2 separate regions of the Homo sapiens genome follow, and region 2 is linked to region 1. Evidence: chromatin loops called from intact Hi-C (ENCODE). Cell type or tissue: PC-3. All regions are shown on one strand. Links, peaks and the distances in the headings refer to the core of each region. The heading gives the core; the rest is flanking DNA.

Region 1 (10,225 bases), core at 2,691-6,690:
AAATCCTGGTTATCTCACAGTTCAGCACGATGATGGTGGAAGGGGAAGCAAACACATACTTCTTCACATGGTGGCAGGAAGGGGAAGTGCCGAGCAAAAAGGAAGAGCCCGTATAAAACCATCAGATCTTGTGAGAACTCACTCACTATTACAAGAACAAAAGCATGGGGGTAACCGCCCCCCATGATTCAATTACCTCCTACTGGGTCCCTTCCACAACACGTGGGGATTACGGGGAACTACAAGATGAGATTTGGTGGAGATACAGCCACACCATTTCAGATATCTTCCGTATCTGTCTTGTTGAAAAGCACTGTCATAAAAAACTAAATAAAAGCTCTCATCAAGTCACTCTGCTATTCAGAACCAACAGTGGCTTCCCATTCCCTGTTAATTTAAATATAAATACCTAGGTCTGGATTTCAGTATCTTCCATCATATAACCCCATCTGAATTTGTCCAACTTTAATTCCCACTAAGATTGTACATACAAACTTTCTTTGTTCATAGAGTTCTCTGTCTTAAATTGTCTTCTCTTGAAGCCTCAATCCATGAGGCTTCCTCTAATTCTACAAACTAGAACACATCTCTTCTTTGATTCCTTTCAAAGAGATGTTTTTACCTCTAAAGGCACAGACAGGATCATAAGTTGGGCATCCCAAATTCAAAAATCTGAAATCTGAAATGCTCCATAAACGTTTTGAGCATTTCAAAGGAAATGCTCATTGGAGCATTTTGGATTTTGGATTTTGGATGCTCATCCAGTAAGTATAATGAAAATATTTCAAATCCAAAAAAAAAAAAAAAAAAACTAAAATCTGAAACACTTCTGGTCCCAGACATTTCAGATAAGGGATACTCGATTTGTGTTACGTACACACATGATACATTCCACTAAACTATGAGTTCTTTGATGAGTTTTATCCTTTCTTCCATCCACTGTAGCACCTAACATAGTGCCTGGAATATAGTTAGGATTCAAATAGCTCTTGACAATCTGCAGAGGAATGAAGAACATGAATTCCAAAGGAATTAATATCCTCTTATTGTTAGAAAGGGACCACTCAAAGTCTAATCAGATCTAAACACCTACTGGATGCCTTCTCATACTTTCTTCTATTAAACTCAGGTTTTGAAGATGATTGTACCATCTTTTGATGGCCTAGCATACTGAAACTCAGGTTTTGAAGATGATTGTACCATCTTTTGATGGCCTAGCATACTGGCAAAAGGTATAAACCAGTTTGTTTGAAAACTAAAATTAAGCTCATTCAAAAAGTAAGAACAAAATTTAGTAATCCCATCAGGGAAATCATAATCCCATTCTGGTGTGTGTGTGGAGGCAGGGATTATACACATTATGTTGAAAAGCACATTCCCTTAAGAAAATAAAGAGGAACTCTACAAAACATTCATCTTTACGGCAAATTACATTCAACTGTATGGCTCAGTTTCAAATGATGTGACTATTAACCTCGGTCTATCCCAAAGCCAGAAAGATTAAACAGCAACATGAAAGAAAGCAAAGGTAAGCTGTATAAAATCTCCAGGACATAAGCAAAAACATCAGTTTATAATGAGGATTGAGGTATTTTCTCAATGGTTCTTCAGAAATTTTAATCTGCCTTATATTCAGACTCAGTAGCAGTAAACATGGTCGATTTACAATTTTATTATAATGTCAACCTCCCTATTAATAATAGTGTTCACCTTATAAGTTATAGAGGATTGATTTTCATAAAAGGACTGAACATTTAGACAATTTTATCCTGTTTAAGGATATTTCCATTATCATGTCTACTCATAAAATTTTCATTAACAGTTTTCTATACTTAGAGTTTTCATTAACAGAGATTTTCTATAATGCTCCTAGTAGAAAGTCACCATTATTAGTGTGAAACTTACTCATTTACTCATCACTCACTCACACATTTAACATTTGAAAGTTAATAGGGAGCAGGACCTGTGCTAAAATCAGGGAGCATTGAACAATAACAAAAAAACAGGTAAAATCACTAGCATTCTTGTAAAAGTTAAGATGGAAAGGTGATCCCAGGGGTAGACTATAAAACATGGGAGTAAAATTTAGCCTTCCTTAAGCAACTCAGTCTGTAACTGGTCAGCACTTTCCAATTATACTCTCAATGCAATTAGAAAACACGGTATAAAACAGAAAAATATGTATTTTGATACTTTGACACTTAAATGATTTGTTAAAAATATAACGACTGACTTTAAAAAAAAAACACATCCAAACAGAGTCTCCCTATTACTTATTATTAATCATAATGTTGTTGGTAATATCCTCTGCTAGGAAGAAAGGCTACTGAGTGGGGTAGGGTTCAATCACTTGGATTGATGGCATGATGAGTGAAGAGCTCTTTATCTCCTGCTTTTACCCAGGTCTGTGATGTGACAGGAAAACCTGCAATGCTAGTCTAAAAGCATTTCCCCAACAATTATTCTAACTGCTACTTTATTCAGTGTAATGCAATAAAAAGAGTTGTTGACAAGGAGCTGGAAGCCTTGAGTGTGAGCACCAGCACTGCCATCCACTTCACACCCTTTGCTACCACTCCATTTACAACTCACCTGTACACTGGCCTCACATGCTCCACCCACCTCCCTGGGTGATTCCGAGGCCACAGAAAACCAGAGATGCTATTCTCTCCCAGAACAGCCTCACTTCAGATTTCATGAGGAAGAGAAAATGGCACAACATGGATAAACTTCCTCATGTCTAATTTGGGAGGAAGAAAAATAATTCAATTGAACAGATAAAACTTGGAATCTGGGTTCTAGGACCAGCTTTATGTAGTAATAATCATAGGATGATGGCCAAGGCACTTATACTCAGTCCCTGCAGAGCTCAACTCAAAATACGTATCCTATCAGTACACTAGTTTTGTTGTGAGGCTAAGCAACAGTACAACACAAAAGTAGTCTAAAAGGCTATAGAACATTATTTAATCAGGGGCAATAACAAAATGTGTACAACAAAATTGTTTGTCATCACAAGAGCCACTCAGGTTTCTTTTTAACTACTGAGACACTAGACAGAATGTATATATCATACCCTAAAAATTATCGCGTGAGAAACCCAACAGTACTCCTTAAAGTGGATATTCCTAAAGTATATGTTATCAAAATTACATGGCTTATATGTCCCATGCTATTAGCTATACCTTTTTACAGAAGTAAAAACAATTTAAAACTGAGCATTGATCTAATGAAAGTAATAGTAAATACACAGTACAATCCACCCCCAAAAGAATAGGATTTTTTTGCCTGATTTCTAGTTTTAAGAGGAAAAAATTAAAAATACAAGCCAAGACTGAGACTTGCAGCTCATTAAAGCTGAGGTGATTTCCCCTATATAGAATTCTATTGATCTCCATAGTCCACACTAGACAAAAAGTGTGGTCAGGGAAGGGGGTGATGGATGCCTCTGCCAATAGCACTGAACAAACCTGTTAGCTAATTGCTACCAAAGACAATTATCCCCGCATTGTTTCATAATGGAAACACATTACAAAACTCTAATATACACACAGGGAAATTTGATGATTTGACTGCGGAGCCATGTGCATTGAATTTCATTGCCAAAGGCCAGCCAGGCCCATGCTCTGAAGGGGAAGAAAGTGTCAGAATATAAGCCACAGTAACTTAAAGTTCTTTAAGAAAAAAAAAAAAAAAAAAGAAAAGGAAGGAAAAAGAGAGAATGAAAAAGACGAAGAAAAGAAAGGAAGATAACCTAGCACCATCAGCAAATTAATTGACTTCTATAACCTGGCATTAATTTTAACATTTTCTGTCACTTTTTGAAATGATAAACCCTCAATTATGGTTTGTCATATAATCATAAAAGATTTTTGAAACCATTTTCTGTCCAGAGAAATATTTTAATACAGCATTTTTGACTGGCAGTCAGCCTACTGGCAAATAGGGAGTTAAAATGGTGCCTTCACAATAGCCTAGTATGATGATTAAAAATAACATCAAATATCTGTCATGATTTTACTCAGGAAAAAAAAAAAAAAACAAAACCTGACTCTGTAACAACTCACAGTGAAACAACCATTAACCCAACCAATTATAAAAGAAAAAGCTTCAAAATACTGTTATTTGATTATACATAATCATAGTGTAATTCAAGCATACAATATTTACATTCGCCTCCTTTCCAAGCAGCCACATTCTTGAAATACCCTTTCCTTGGTATGTTTCTAAATATGCTCATGTCCTTCTCCAGTGTATTCATGCAAGACATTTAATCCTAGCATTGGAATTATAGGATTCTGATATACAGTACACATCAAAATTATATTCAGTACTATTTAACTCTGCTGTATAAAATGGTACAAAATAAAAAGAAAAATGTACTGAAGATGTGCCAGTGTTATAAAGATAAATTAATGGCTACAAAATTTATGATCAACCTATTAACTTCATAATTCACAAGTCAATGAATTCTGTTTTACTGTGTTTGATACTGCTCTATATAGGCCAGTCTACCTGCTTCAGACTATGCTGACTACTATTTTGACAAGACCTGGATAGCAGTAGGTCCAAAGCAATCAGAAGGTTGACTTTGACAAATGGCGGTGCTGCTGCGAAGTTGAAAATAACACACATCCACTTTAATCTCTTTCTTGATTAAATCGAAACCATACCATTCTGACATCATGTGATTTGCTCATGAAGCATCACTGCAGGTTACTTTGGAGGCTACATCTATTGAAATGATATTGAATTTTTAGGGGAAGTACTTAATTCATTCAAATGAAACCTTCACAAGGTAACTGGGCCACCAGTCACTGGTAACTGCAGATTCAAAGAAAATCAAAGGGAAAAAATCCCTGACAAAATATAAAAAAATAAAAATCCAACATGTACTACTGAATGATGTTTTAGCAGGTATTATCTTCTACTTTCAAAGAGGGAAGATTATGTGCATAAAGCATATTCCAAAGCTTTTTACCTATTCTACCACAGCTGAGCTCCAAAGGTAAACATTATACTAGGTAATAAAAATGCAGAAGATGAAATTGTCTTTTTTACATGAGACTAGGCAAATATTTATGGGGCAGTTGACAAACTCCTGCCTAGTAAAAGAGCCAGCACTGAGAGCAATTATCCTGATATTCATGACTCACTTTGAATATCACATTGAATATTACTCATAAATCTTTTACGAGCACATCCCCAGAGCTCACTTAACAGCCGGTTTTAATCATGCAGTTGACACAGAGAAAATAACAAAATGTATTTTTTCAGTGGCAAATTAATTTAGGCTTGAACCTCCTTCTGTAGCTCTATTCTTTTCTTTTTTTCTTTTTTATTTTCTTGTAGGAAGACCAGTGGAATTCACCTTTGCATTTGGAAGTAGTATTTCTCCGGTCTTGCTGAATTAAAATAAAAAGGATGAATGTTTCTTTTAGAGCCAGTTCCTGACAATGGTTTTTCAAATGATGTATCTTATTCTATATACGAAGATGAATCAATTTTTTAGTTTGATACACATTGTCTATTTAGCTCAATGGAGAGGTTGAGTGTGGAATTTAGACAAAGAAGAGAGCATTATTCTGAAGAGTATTTAAGTTGTGGGTGGTCTTTTATATTGCATTTAATTGTCATTAACTGTTCATGATAGCTGTTTTGGAATCTGGCTCTCATTAAGTGACTTGAAATGCTGTGTAAATTATTTTTAAATTGGGGAAGGGAGTAAAAGAGTACCATTAGGAAAAAAGGGTAACTCACGTGGAGTTTCCTCGTGTTCCTGTAGAAACCTCTCCAGTATAAGCCGAGCCATTAATGAGGGCGCATAGTCCACCTTTATAAAACAGAAGTAGAAAATTAAAACTATCAAGTTGTGCGAGCAGTGGATACTCCAGTATTTTGTCAACACTGAAGAATAAGTCAATTTTAATCAACCATAGCAAGCATCATTCATTAAAATCTTTCCCACCCTTGGTGGCTTCCATTATAATAAAATTATAACAAGTATGGTTTGGGCTGTTGAAAAGAATAAATGGGTCAAATTTATTGAATATAACATTGGAGCAAAAAGGATGGAACAACTTAGAAAAAGCATTCGTCTAAAACAGTGAAATAGGCTTTTTTCATCTCTCCTCAATTTTTTCTGTTGGTAGGCCAATATAATTTTTTATTCAAGCCATGCTTCTTTCTATGCAACTGTCTATATTTATACTGTTCTGAATGCAATTTCAAATAATAAGCCCTTTTTGTTATTTAGTGACAGTTTTCAAAAACAGAGTCAAATGTCCTTATATGACAAATCCAAATAAGGATTTTACTGATTTTATCTTTAAAGACAACTGAAATTTTGGTATAAATTCCTTACATTTAAAATATTTTATTTGATAAAAGACAACTACATTGCAGAGATGTTAATAATAAATTACAACAATATAATATCTGCAACATAAGATCACCGTCCTTATCTGAAACACTACTTACCAATTTAATTAATACAGATCCCAGGGTGGTAACTTTTTAAAATAAAGAACCAGTCAGAAAACAAAGGATATTCAGTCCGACAGTCATTTTAATTAATAAAAAATGTATCTACTATTTTGTAAAGATATTGTCTTCTTTGGGGTTCTTAAATCTTTTATTAACCATTTACTTAATTTCACCAAAAAATAGGAACACACATTTTTAAGAACAATAATGCTTCCCTAAAACGAGTCTTTTTATCTTAGGTGGAAGACAGCAAACATTCCTCATATATTATCACCATGAATTTTTCCTGACAGGTTTTCAAGTCCCGTATTCATACCAAAATTTTATCTTGATTTAGTAACTAGACAAAAAGGCTGGCTTCATTTGTATGAACAGTTTTTTCAAATACGTATGTACTTGGATGCCCTTAAATTCCCCAAGTAGAAAGAAATGCTTTCCACGAAGCTGCTTATTCCTAGTAACCCACATCAGAGCTGACACATGAAAAATGGTGAAATTACTGAAGGTAGTCCAGCCTGAATAAGGACTACCTTATTAGTTCAGGTACTTGCATCTCCCTAATTTTCATATTAATCATGTGTCCATCTTTCTCTGAAATAGGGCCATCATGCTTCATGTCAGAATTTAGCATGTAAATAAAATGCATAGTGCTTCAAATCTCACTTGAAAATATTTGTGTGGAGAGAACAGAATGACTGATCTTATTATCACTAACGAAGTGTGAATTGCTAAAATGTTCAATTTTAGACTTGAAACTGGAAAAGTAGTATGAAGACATTTATAAAATCAATGATGACCACATACAGCCCTTAGCCCCCCAAAAAGATAATAAAAATACAATGCTCTTGTCTAAGAGAGTTGCTGCACCCTGTAATGTACCAATGCTATATATTTCTCATCAATTTTTATAGTTTCCCCTGATTAAATAAATATCAGCTCATAAAGTATTACCATCACATCAATTGTCACCAGATGCAAGTGTATGTTATCTAAGTATTACCTATCTGGAAAAAATGGCACCTTGGTTGTTTAGAAGCTATAATATGGTACCAGCCATTCCTAAATTTCCCTAATGCATTATCAATTTCATAGAAAAGTGCTATTCTTTCTGTACTAGTCTGTAGCCAAAACGGAGGAAAAGTCTTTAAACAACTACGTTTTCTCTTGGCTAAATACTGCTATATATTCATGGTAAATAAAAGGTTTATTGATGTAGGAGAAAATGTGTTGGTAGGTTAAATTTTTCCATATTACTAGAAGACTGAAACTGAGGTCAGCTAAATATTTAATGGATATAGAACTATCCATTAAAAATTCAAATGAATATAAATTGCTATGATATAAAACTTATATAATCAACATCATCATCTATATAGATGGGTACCATATTTGCATCACATTCTTTCTAGATGCTGTGTCTGGAATGCTGCTAGCTTATTCTTCTTTTTCATAAAAGACAATCACTAAATTCCTAGTTAAAGCTCAGATACCTCAAGTTACTAATAGCATAAACTTGTAACAAACAAGTCTAGATACATTTAAAAACCAGCCTGCTGGCCGGGCGTGGTGGCTCACGCCTGTAATCCAAGCACTTTGGGAGGCCAAAGCAGGTGGACCACAAGGTCAGGAGATCAAGACCATCCTGGCCAACATGATGAAACCCCGTCTCTGCTAAAAATACAAAAATTAGCTGGGCATGGTGGCACAGGCCTGTGGTCCCAGCAACTCAGGAGGCTGAAGCAGGAGAATCTCTTGAACCCGGGAGGCAGAGGTTGCAATGAGCTAAGATCACGCCACTGCACTCCAGCCTGGCAACAGAGTGAGACTCTGTCTCAAAAAAAGAAAAAAAAAAAGCAAAAAAAAAAAAGCACTCTGCTCTAGAAATGGAAAAAACAAAAAAAGAATAAAATACTTGTTTTCCTAGGAGGCGCACAGAAATTCATTCTATATGTTAACTATCCTATCTGATTGTGTAGACATTGCTTAGACTATTAAAACCATCTAGTAACTGATAGGTAATTGCTCATTTGTTGACTGCAGCAGTGTATAGCAGCAGACAGAAGCTGTGAGGGAAGCCATCCTTCCTTGCTAATATAACATGTAGAACTTGCTGCTACTGCAACACTTAATGCTCACAGTACCGAGTCATCTTTAATGCAAACACACATTTTCTGCCTTGCTTCTATGTTTTCCATTATAATGCAACGCAAAAACAGTGTACATTTCATTCCATCCCTACGAGGTTTGCATAAGCAGTTCCAAGTCAGACTAAATATTGTATTGCTCTTATTACAGTGGATAAATATTTTAAAGTTTAGGAATTAAATATTTTATTTTTTTGGTATGCTCTCTGCAACTATTATGAACTTTTCACAGCTTCTTCATTCATGGGAAATCTGTAGGGTTTCCCTTTTTAAATGTAAGGCTGTTATTTGTTTCCCCAAACAGAAGCAGATCAGAGTTAACGAATAAGTTCAATAAATCACTTCTTACTTGGTGTTATTAAGAACACTATGCTTCTTCATATAAAGAAGGAGACTTTTCTACAAGGCATGTATCCTTTATTATAATAAAAGTTTGCTAACAAAAAAATGAATCAAGTACATCTTTAAGTATACAATTTCTCTCTTCATTTTTATAACAGCAGTTTTTTTTTTTTTTTTTTTGGCATCCATCTCTTTACTTGACACAGGTATTTCTCACACTAAATTAAGACAACCTATCCTAAGAAAAGCATGTCCTGAGCTGTTTGGTTGAAATTTTCCACAAAATAAGAAACCAAGAGGCTGTTTATACATTTGCCTTAAAAGAAGTAGACTAATTATGTCAACTGATTTATTAATATGTGAAGTTCTTTGTCCAATTACTAAAAGTACAAAGAGATCAGGGAGCAATTTAAATGTCTAATGCACCTCAAATCCTTTTTTTTTCCAAAGGTAGTTATAATTGTAAGCAAAGTTACTCTAGATAGGCCCCTTAGGTTACACGCAGGTTTAAATAAAATCATAACAATAACATTACCTCATTGGCCAGGTCCAGGAGCACTGGGGCAGCTCCATTTTTCACCACTCCATTCAGGTACCTAGACAAGACAAAGCCAAGTGGTAATGCAGTGACAAGAAAAGGCCAGCATAGACTTGTCAGCATCCCCTGTGTGTATACATGTTTCTCCTGGACAAATGCCACGCTCAACTCTAGTTAAAGTAAGCTACTTTCATAGGAAAGCACTGAAGGGAAAAACATAACACAAACAACTCACCTCAAAACCACTGGCAACTAAGAAGCTGAAGGTGGGGGCAGAAGGTGTAAATACTTAGGTCTCCCTTGTTTTCTTTCACCTCCTACCATATAAAGTGAACAAGAGGAACTATCCATATCACTCTGCCTTGTCTCTACCACAGACAACCATTGCATGGAAAGGAAAGAAGTTGACTTATATAGTTTGAGAAAAGCATTCATGCACCCATCTTGCCTTTTCCTTTACCTGTTTCACAGGGCTGCTTGACACCTTATTAAGAAAACGATGGAACAGACATGTCATCAGTGGGTCAGCACACCTGTGACAGGCAATACAAGCCATCACCTTATCTGCCCTAGATTTGTGGAAGAACCTCCAGCTCTCATTATCCTCTCACTCCACTGGAAAAAAACACACAACTCCCCAAAATCCCCAAACAAAACAAAACCCCAGACATGGAAGCTGGGGGGATTTTTTTTTTTTTTACAAAAATTTGAATGT
Region 2 (10,225 bases), core at 3,868-7,867, 120 kb before region 1:
TGACACAATGGCATGTTTTTCCAGTCCACCATGTCTGGCTGGCAGAACTCTTTTCTTCTGTAGTGTAATAAACAATTGTTAGTACAATGCTACGTTTGGAACAAAGCAAGTTTTATCTTCTTTTTTAAGCCCTTGGCTCAAGACAACAGTCTTATAGGAAATGGCTATTGTGTTTAGTGTTATCTGATGATGAAACGTCATCTGACTAAAATATTTCTATAATAAATTATTTCATTCAATAAAGCCATCAATAGTTTGGTCAGCTTAAAAATGTAATTTGCATTATAATACATTCAGAAATCCCTCATGAAAACACCTTCTGTATGCATTAGTTCATATCTACACACACACAAGTGCGCTTGCTCGTAAGCTCTTTCTCTTTCTCTTGTGGTTTAAAAGAGTTGCTTGCAACTTGAACTTGTCATAAAAATTCAAAATCTGAAAATGCCATCACCATTTTGCAGCTTAGTATAGAATCATTTTAAAGCAGGAACAAAAATGCTAAATTATTAGTTAATTTAGAGAGTGATGATTTACTAGGAGTAAACTGGCAGTATTAAAATGCGGTTTTGCCTCATTTTCTTGTAAAATGTGAATGGCTGTGGCATCATCACATTTTTGATCATCTAATGGAATAAACCCCCACCTTTTGGGAGCAGCCACATCTCCTCCTTGTCGTTTGTTTTTGCCACATAACTTTGTTATAGTTGTGTTTACCATTTAACAATAATTTAGTTTATAAATTATGAGAAATGAGAATTACTTTTATTGGGGGAATTTTTCAATATTCATTAAGATAACTAGAGACACTCTTGAAAAGTCAAGGCTGCTAATTATCAGCTTCATGGAAAAAATACGAGGATCCTATTTCTTAATTAGTCTGTTTACAATCCATGGCTACTTCTGGGAGTGGAGTCCCTGTTGAAGGAAAAACTGTGTATACTGGCCAATATCCTTCTAATACAGACTTGAAATATTTTCCTCTAAGGAGAAAACCTTTTGAGGAAACAAAATGTCCCTCCTGCTTCTGAGATTGGTGAGGACAGGGGCTGGATCTATGTGTCTCTGTTCCTAGGGCCAAGCACAGGGCCTGACCCACCTTTGGGTGCCCAATAAATACTTGTGAATGAATGAAGAAGTGAGGGAGTAACTGAGATCATTGAGCTTATGATAATCCATAACTCTGGTCCAACAGACCAGTATTCCTAATCTCACTGCGGCATCATGGCTCCTGGCCTCTGTGCCATAGTCTTGAATTTCGTGCATGTACTCTAGCTTCTATCTGAACCTTTATGGGACTGAAAAGGATATCTGTGCTAAATCTCTTATTACTGTTTTATTTTCAAAAGAGCAAGAACATGTTTCAGTCATTTGGAAAGGAATGGACTCAAGATGCAGAATGGACACCTATTGTTTCTTTGGATGTGCATACCATGAATTAGTTAGTTCAATGTAGGAAAAGCACGGGAAAAAGAATCTGAAATCCCAGGCTCCAAGTGTGACCCTGACTGTAATTGGCTGTGTGACCTTGGATAAACTGCAGAGACTCTCAGGCCCTTTTTCCTCATCTGTAAATGAAAAGGCCGTAATCTCAGATAATGCCTAAGGTCTTGCTTAGCCCTAATATCTTTAAATTTTATTACTATTCTTATTTCTACAAGCAAATATGAGTACTAGAATGTGATTTTTTTAAGTAGTCTAAAAATGGCATAGCTGCCCTCTCAAAAAGAACAACTTGAACTCCCAGTTGTAACTTACATGTAAGCCCAATGTAACACATGCATTCATTAGATTATTCTTTTGTATTACCATCTATGGTGCTAAATTCCACATGTGAGGTACATGAGGAATTTGTTTATTTATCTTGTAATTATTTAACAATCTTTCCTGTCAAGCTAAATCTAGAGTTACATACTCATTGGTGATATCCTGGACTTTGGGGCGTCCTTGGACCTTTTGAAACGGTATGCAAAATGTTGCATATGTGGAAAGCTATGCAGGGAGAAAGTTCATAGGTATAATTAATATTGAATTCAAAATTTTAGAAACCTCAGCCTAAATCATGGTCTGTCATTTCTTGCTATGAAATGTCCTTGGAGTTGGACGTGTGTTGGATTCCTAGCTCGGCCACTTACTAGTTCTCTGACCTTGAGCAGGCCTCAGTGTTCTTATAAGTAAAATAGAAACAATAGTATCTACTCTATTGCACAGTTATTAGAATTAATAAGAGATACACATAGAATTAATAATTATAAAATCACTGGTCCAGAATCCATCTCATGACAAGTACTTAATATGCAACAAATACACTTTGCTTTTTGTTTTAGTAAATGAGGTTACCTAACTCTTCAAGGTTTTTCCACTGCAGATAGTCAAATCAACCTTTGGGAAAGATTCCTTTTCAAAAGCTTTCAAGAGAAGGTGGGGTGGAGGTGTGTGTCTAAATATGGTAGTCTATAAAGGAATCCACCTGCCTAATAGGATTCTATCTATACGAGTTAATTCAATTATAGTACAATGGATGGCAGCCATTGGTTAAAACATCAATTTAAAACAATTTAAAATGTTTGATAGTTTTGGTTTACACATGTCTTATTACAGGTAGGTTTCCTGACTCAGCTTGGTGAGCCAATGAGATTTTCTGATCCAAGCATTTATTGGCATAAAGGCATGAAGACTCAGTAAAAGGGCTGAGGTCCCTTCCAGTTCTGAGACTGCCATTCTCTTTTCCTGAATGAGGAACTGAAAAATCTGCTTTAAATGGCTCTGAAATCTACTTTAATATCTAAATAGTCTCAGGTCCCAAAAAGGCACTAGTGTTCCCAATATCTTTATACACCATACAACGGGTGCTTCAGTGCACAGGAAATTGAGACTCACTCTCCATTTGGAATCATTCTAAACGTAAATGACTATGGGAGTTCTAGATTGAAGAGAGAAAACTCATTTGAACTTTAGAAGAAGGGAGGGAGGGAAATGCCACTGCTACTCAGTATGACCACATCATAAACGAGACTGGCTACCACACCCCACTCAGAAAAGCAGTCTGTTTCATAGGACCATCTTCAGAAGACTATATTCACACTACTTGATGTACCAACTTAGTTGGGTGGTATCTTCAACTTTCAGAGCATCCTTCCTCTAAAAAACAAAACAAAAAATCTTTGGAAAAGAAACTGCAATTTTGTAGTCTCTGAGGCCCAGAGAAGTCTGGTAACCTGGTCAGCTAATAAGTGCAGGTGCTAAGATCTGAACTCAGGTCCAACAGACTCCAGAATTACTGATTCTTTCCGTCACCCATGTGGTTCCCAAAACACGAATGGAGAATGCCAAGCAGTTGCATAGGAATTGGCTGAGGAGCAAGATAGAACACATATTCCTAGATTTAGACACAATCTGAGTAAGGTGGTCTGGGGCAGGCTCAGGAATCTACATTTTGAACAGCTGTCTCCATTAAATCTGATATGCAGTCTGACTTGGGAACCACTGAAATCTGTCTTTGGGCTATAGTCTCCAGGAAAAGTTTTCTGTAGGGAGCGAGATTTGAACACCAAAGGAAAAAAATGAACTTAGGTGGAGGCTGGGTTGTGAGTTGATCTTTACTGAAGGAAGCTGCCATGTTTGTAAGAGAATAAGAAAACTGTGCGAGCTAGAGCAGAGGGTCTGTGAAGGAGGAGTAAGGCTGGAGGTGCATCTAAAAATTATATAGCGAATAGATTCATTGTTTAGGGAACTCTAATTGTTTGGTAGTGGTTTCCTTGAAGCCCCGTGTTGAGAAGGATTTTAATGCAGGGAGTGGTGGCATACAGCCACATAGCACACATGCCTAATTTAAATACAAAACTTTATTTTAAAATGACAACATATGGTGTATTTTGTAGTCCATCAAGACTGGCTTTGTGTAAATGAATATATGATTAAAAATAAGACAAATAGTAAAATTTAATTATCTCCCCCCAGTCTTACTCGGCTCCTACAATCCTGTTTTCAATTATAGCTTCATGACTTTTACCTGAATTCCTCAAGTGCAAATACTTTCTTTTACAATTTATTTCCATCATATCTTTAGTGCAATGCAGAAAAGGAATCTTAAATATTTATTTCAGCATTTTATATTTTTATTGGTTTTGTAAACCACTGAAATTGTAGGGTGTGCTTAGAGTGAGTTGATTCCATATGCAGTAAATCAACTGGAGGACAGACGACAGTGTACACCATTTACAAAGTGAATCACTATAGCTAAAAATACAACTTTCTCCCCTCCCACCCCTAAAACCTGCCAACATCCAAACAACTACAAAATTGCATGCTAGAGAGATGTGCACTATATGCCAAGATAAATACATACAAATTAAACTGGAAAACCTCAAGGTGTTATTGATTAATTCTAAGAAACATTTCAAAATCAAGTCATATAGAGACTATTTTCTGGGATAATTGCAAGGAGAGATGTAAAACAATTGCAGAGGATAGGAATGTGGAAGGGAGCCTTATTAAAATACTTTAGATTAAAGGCAAAACAGAAGAAAAAGTTTGTAGGTAGCAGAGGGTAAAATGATAAGTACCCATAAAAAGGAGTTTCAGATTTAATTAAATAGCACTAGGAACACAGACCCTCTACTTTCCTCCACTTTCTCGGGCTGCCTTCCAGGCTGATCCCATGTCACTCTCATCCTTTCCTGACGTGTGTCCTCCCAATCTGAGGCATCTGTGGGGGTCAGTAGCTTCAGGACTTCCTAACAGCAGTGCGTGAGAGGCAGAAAAGACCTGACGGTGACAAAGCCAACAACCCTAAAAACAGAGGTCTTATACTCAGTCTAAGCCAGGCCCGTGGTAACTTGGTATCTGATATTCAGGATTACATTCCTGAGCACGCTGAACATTGCATTCTCTTCACAAGGGGGAGAAACATCCTAAAATCAAGCAAGTGAAGACCCAGAAGGGATCACCCAAGCATTTCAGAGGCTACCAATTCCAGCAGAATTAACTAGGTCATCAGATATATCTTCCAATTGCCTTTGAAGACTTGAGATGCTGGGTACACAGGATCATGCCTATAATCCCAGCACTTTGGGAGGCCGAGGCGGGCAGATGGTTTGAGCCCAGGAGTTCGAGACCAGCCTGTGCAACATGGCAGAACCCCATCTCTACAAACAATACACAAATTAGCCAGGCATGGTGTTGCTCACCTGTAGTCTCAGCTAATTGGGAGGCTGAGGTGGGAGGATTGCTTGAGCCTGGGAGGCGGAGGTTGCAGTGAGACGAGACTGGGCCACTGCCCTAGTGAAAGAGTGACATCTTGTCTCAAAAAATAAAAATATAAATAGAAACCTTGAGATGCAAACTTGATGTCTAAAACAGAGTCTGGTGTACAGTAGGGGCTCAATAAATGTCTTCTGAATGTTGATTAGATGTCCAAATGGTTGACTGTGTGTGGCCTTGACAGCTAGAATGTTGGCAACCTTTAAATATAAAATAAGTTTCTGAAAAACAGGGAGAGGGAGGGAATGGACAATGGACCTTTTTTTTTTTTTTTCAGATCTAAAAACCAACAAAGCGTAACTCTAAAAGGGTTTGTCCAACATAAGGTGACCTGAAATGAGCAAGTGAGTTTGGTAGGGTGTGTGGGTGCAGAGATTTACTTAGAAACTGAGGAAATTATTAAAACAATTTAAGCTCAAGTATTTCTTTTTTTCTCCCGTCACTAATTAGCCACAACGTTGAAAACATTTTCATTCTATTCACACTCTGGGCTCAGTAAATATTGCTGATGGACCTATTAAATACACATCCAGTAAAGTAAGCACTATTAAAAAATGTGCCCATCAACAACCAAGATAATGGTAATCCCTACTGATAAGTATTTTTTTCCCCAGTAAATATCAAATTCAGACTAACCTTTAAAATTATATAACCTTAAGATCAGAAGTGTGGCATCAAAAATATTGGGACAAAAAGATGAAAACAGCGCTTCATGCAGCAGTTTTTGAAATTCAAAGTTTATGATATAATAGGAAATTTAAAAATTATTTCCAAATGAAAGCGAATTGGCAAAACAACCTCATGTTTTAGAAAACGTTCAAAATGGCTCTAAGATTTAGATTTCATTTAGGTAAGGAAAAAAAAGAGATCACTATGTTGGGCGACTGGCAACCACTTTTACTATAATTTAAATGAACTCATTTTATCTTTCTTTTACTCAGGGAAATAATTATTTCTACCAAAGCTCTTTGCTGCCTTTTCCTCCTTTAAACCTGCATTCTAGGCCAGGATCCTATAAATGTCACAGAAAATGAGTTTACATAACTGAACAAGCATACTGCAGAAACAATATAATGACAGAAAACACCATCCTTTTAGCACGAAGAATAATTTTATTTTGAAGGCTACAGCCTGTGCATGATTACCAAGAAGAATATTTTTTAGCTCTATGTGACTTGGCACTGGCATAGAACAAGGATTCTGATGCAGAACTGGGAAAGTAGAAAGTTAGTTTCAAGAGGCCAGGGAGTGTTCTCTCCACCTGATCAACACGGTAGGTGCTCAGTGAGGAACTAGAAGATAAATGAATGAAGAGAGTTCAGGTGTTCATTGGTGGTGAATTCAGACCATTCCCCATACCATGATTCTATCACCACCATGTATGTTCCCTGAATATTCTCTCCAATACAGATTTAGGAGGACACAGATGTCCCTGACATATCCTAAATCTGTGAGGTAAGACTGCCCAGCAGTGAAAGACTTGATCAAAGGCTCATCAGAAGAATGTGAATGGGTCGTACTTGAAAAACCTACTGTAAAACTGTATTATTCAATTTGTCTTGTTAAAAGTTTAGTCGTTACTTCCTAGAAAATTAAACCACATATTTGAAAAAATTAAGTGATGTTTCAAAGAAATATTTAAGCCAAATACTTGGGAGAATAAAAAGAAATCAAGTTTCTAAAAGCAGCTTGTTACTCCTTCCACAGATGGATTTTCATGATATATTAATCGATTACTAGAATAGTTCTAATCTACTAAATCTAAATGAATGAATACATACATACGTACATACATATATACAGTAAGTAAATCCAGGTAGAAACCAAAGAAAAATTCTAAGCTCTTAAGGAAAAAAATGAACATAATGTAAAATTACGAAGTAGGTTTCTATAAATATCGAAATATCATATTTATACATTTAGAAAACAGATAAAACGCTTGTCAGGGTATACATCTTGCATATTGTCCCTGTGTAAATCTGGTAATAGATGAAATTAGAAAAAGCTGCATGTTATACTTCATTGCTATTGGATCAAGACTTTGGCAGAGTAACATTCACCTTTTTGTTTTAAAATAAAGGTACATCAAGACTCTTGAGTTGAAAGGTTAAGTGTGCTCTCTGTGTAGTTGATAAATGTAGTCCTAATCTAATCAGGGCCTGTCATAGGCACTGCTGCCTGACCCAGGCTTCTGGTTTCCACACGGGTAAGATCTAACCAAGATGTAGACTCTAGGCCTCTGACCTCCTGGAGACCTTGTCCGTGCCAGCCGAGAATTCTGGTTAACAGCCGGGGAACTCATAGTTCAAATCAGGAACATGTGCACTTTGCTAATACAACACATGGCTTTGAAATTAAAATGCAACATGATCGAGTGCTTCGGGATATTTTAACAACTAGACGAGAGATTACAGCTAGATAAAACTGGGCTTTCAGGTCACTTTTGCTCATTCATGTTTCTTCCCGTTTCTTTGGACTAGACAAATTTAATTTCATTGTATTTCTTAAGAATTTGCTAGAAAAACAAAAGTTTGGTAAGTTATTTCATGGCTGATTGATCTCAGGGAAATGGGGATGTTGTAAGGTTTCTCTGCGACATGTGTCACCTATTAGATAGTTAGCTTTTTCTATTTCCAACTGAGCCAAACCAAATTAATTAGAAAGTGGTTTGAATTACAAGCTAAATACAATAAAAAGTAATAAAAACAGAAAATGACATTTATGTCATCAATAATATTCCTGAGGTAATTCAGCATTGATTTTTTTTCTTGCTTTCTATGATAAAGAGCTTTACAAGTTGTCAAGCTGACAGTTTAACCCCCACTTGCTACAGTCAACAACTGCAGGCGTCAAGAGCACAAATTTAATAATGCGACAGATTTATTTTCTTTTTGTATCTCACTTTGTTTCTCCTGGAGACCAGTCCTAGGAGTGTAAGATGGCCTGAATAACCTACTGTGCACCTGAGGAAGTCTACTAATCACACGGTCATATGTTTGACTTGTAAGAGTCAAATCTGCAACTGTTCTACCAACAAAACTCAAGTCAAAGCAGAATCAGATTCAGAAGAAAAAGAGGAAAACTACCAACAGCACATTGGGATTTTCTTTTTAAATAAGGAAAAAATGTGAATTATGATAACCTTTGCAAAGTCTTCCTACCCTTCAGAGAAAAACTTTTTTTTTTTTGCTAAATGAAAAGTTAAATTCTTGGTTCAATTTATTTTAGACTGTCCTAGGTCCGTGAAAATGAACGTTTTGAATTACTTTTAAAATTTTAGTATAGGAAAAACACATGGTACAGACGTCCCCTCCAAATAGCTCAACTTATCAATTGGGGGAAAAAAACAACCAGAGTAGGAATAGGTCGTGCTTATTTTGTTTAGATGAATTTCCAGTTTGTTAACCCTTGGAGAGTATTGGAGGAGGACTAGTGACCCTTCATCTAAGTTTAAATCCTGTCTCTAGTAACCTAAGGGGCTATGATTGTGTCTCCCCTCATGCATGCGCGCGCGCGCACACACACACACACACACACACACACACACCCCTGTCAGTTACTTGCCGGCAGGTGCCTGGGGGTGTGGGAAGGCGGCCCTAAACTCAGGTCCCTGAGAAGACTCTTCTCTGACTCCCAGTACTGCACAGTAGCCATCTGCAGAAACCACAAGAAATCTCTTCGCAGTTCAACTTCAGGAGGACATTCCATGCCAAACTATGCTTCTGGTGTGCAGGAAGTAGCTTTCAGAGGTGTCAAGGACTGGAGACATTTGCCAAGTGGCACAGATAACTCCTTGTCAGAGTTCTTAGCCTCAGAATAGCAGCTGACATTACAGGAGCACCTTTAAACACCCTGAAGGGTTTATCCCTAGCCTGACAAGTTGAAAGGTCTTTTCAGAAAATTCACTTCCTACCACTTTCCCAGTACCTCTCACCCAACCTACACTATAATAATATCTAGCCATATAGAGTCAGATACAGTTCTTTGAATGTGCCAGGTTCTTTAGCATTTCTATGCTTTGGTTTTTGTTTTTGTTTTGCTTTACTTGTTCTGCTTCTGCCTGGAATTATTTCATCCCATACTTTAAGGCTGAGTTGAGTGATCTTCTCTGGGTAGCCTTAGAATGCCTCAGCCATTTATGTCAGAATGAAAAGAGCCTGTACCCCAGATCTAGACCTGTGCTGTCCAATACAGTAGCCACTAGCCACGTGTAATATTAAAATCAAAATAAAAAATAACTAATACAATTACAATTTCAGTTTCTCAGTTATACTAGCCACATTTCCAGTGTTGAATGGCAATATAAGGCTAGTGATTATGGTATTAGACAGTACAGATATAAACCATTTCCATTATTGCAGAATGTTCTGTTGAACAGCACAGATCTAGAGAATAAGGGATGGATGTACTGCCCCATCCACCATGGGACCAATAGCCCTAGATCCTGAAAATCCCTCAGAGACAAGTGCCATTGGCAAGAGTGGAGAGAAATCTCAGTTTTCAGTCACTGTCTGAGCCCAGATCACTAGACCCATATAGCTATTAGGGTAAGAAAAACTGAACACCAAAGGCACACCTGGGATATTTTTTTCCTGAACCTCCCCCCACCCCCCACAAACAGGATGAAGAATGAGGGGCTTCTTGATTCTAAAAGTCTGCCTGAACACTAGCAGATGAAATATGCATGTAACTACAATGCAGGAGAGGGAGGAGAGAACAAAGCATTACTGTTACTACTATAGTGCTAATACTACTAGTTTCTTGCAACAGAATCTATTTGCGTTATACAGGTTTTTCTTTCCTCTCTTTAGGAATCAATCCACTCTCTATAACAATATATTTAAATAACTGATTTCCTCTGTTAACACAATTCTTTTGGAATTTGGAGATACAGCTCAACAGATCCTATCAGAGCATGGTGCTCCCAGGATTTAGGGAGAAGACTGGAAAAGGTCACCCTCTG

What was found. Hi-C counts contacts between places; a loop is a spot of excess contacts. Peaks named below come from ENCODE experiments on the same cell type or tissue, not always from the same donor. Only the 100,000 strongest peaks of a DNase experiment are listed, where the experiment ranks them.
Region 2: a loop joins it to region 1, with 2.2 times the contacts of the local background. A loop is called at or near these places in 1 of 110 quality-filtered maps.

What each region holds. Positions count from the first base shown.
Region 1 is chr15:36,653,441-36,663,665 of GRCh38, reverse strand. CDIN1 (CDAN1 interacting nuclease 1) reads right to left here. Exons shown (of 11, transcript NM_001321759.2): 4 at 9,508-9,568; 5 at 5,761-5,833. Among named protein-coding and RNA genes, the nearest start is that of CDIN1, 79 kb to the right of the region's middle. In PC-3, for the core only: no CTCF peak of the experiment used is centred there; a DNase peak (open chromatin) is centred at 5,135; H3K27ac peaks cover 688 bases.
Region 2 is chr15:36,772,718-36,782,942 of GRCh38, reverse strand. The region is part of intron 10 of CDIN1 (CDAN1 interacting nuclease 1); the gene reads right to left. Among named protein-coding and RNA genes, the nearest start is that of MIR8063, 200 kb to the left of the region's middle. In PC-3, for the core only: no CTCF peak of the experiment used is centred there; no DNase peak of the experiment used is centred there.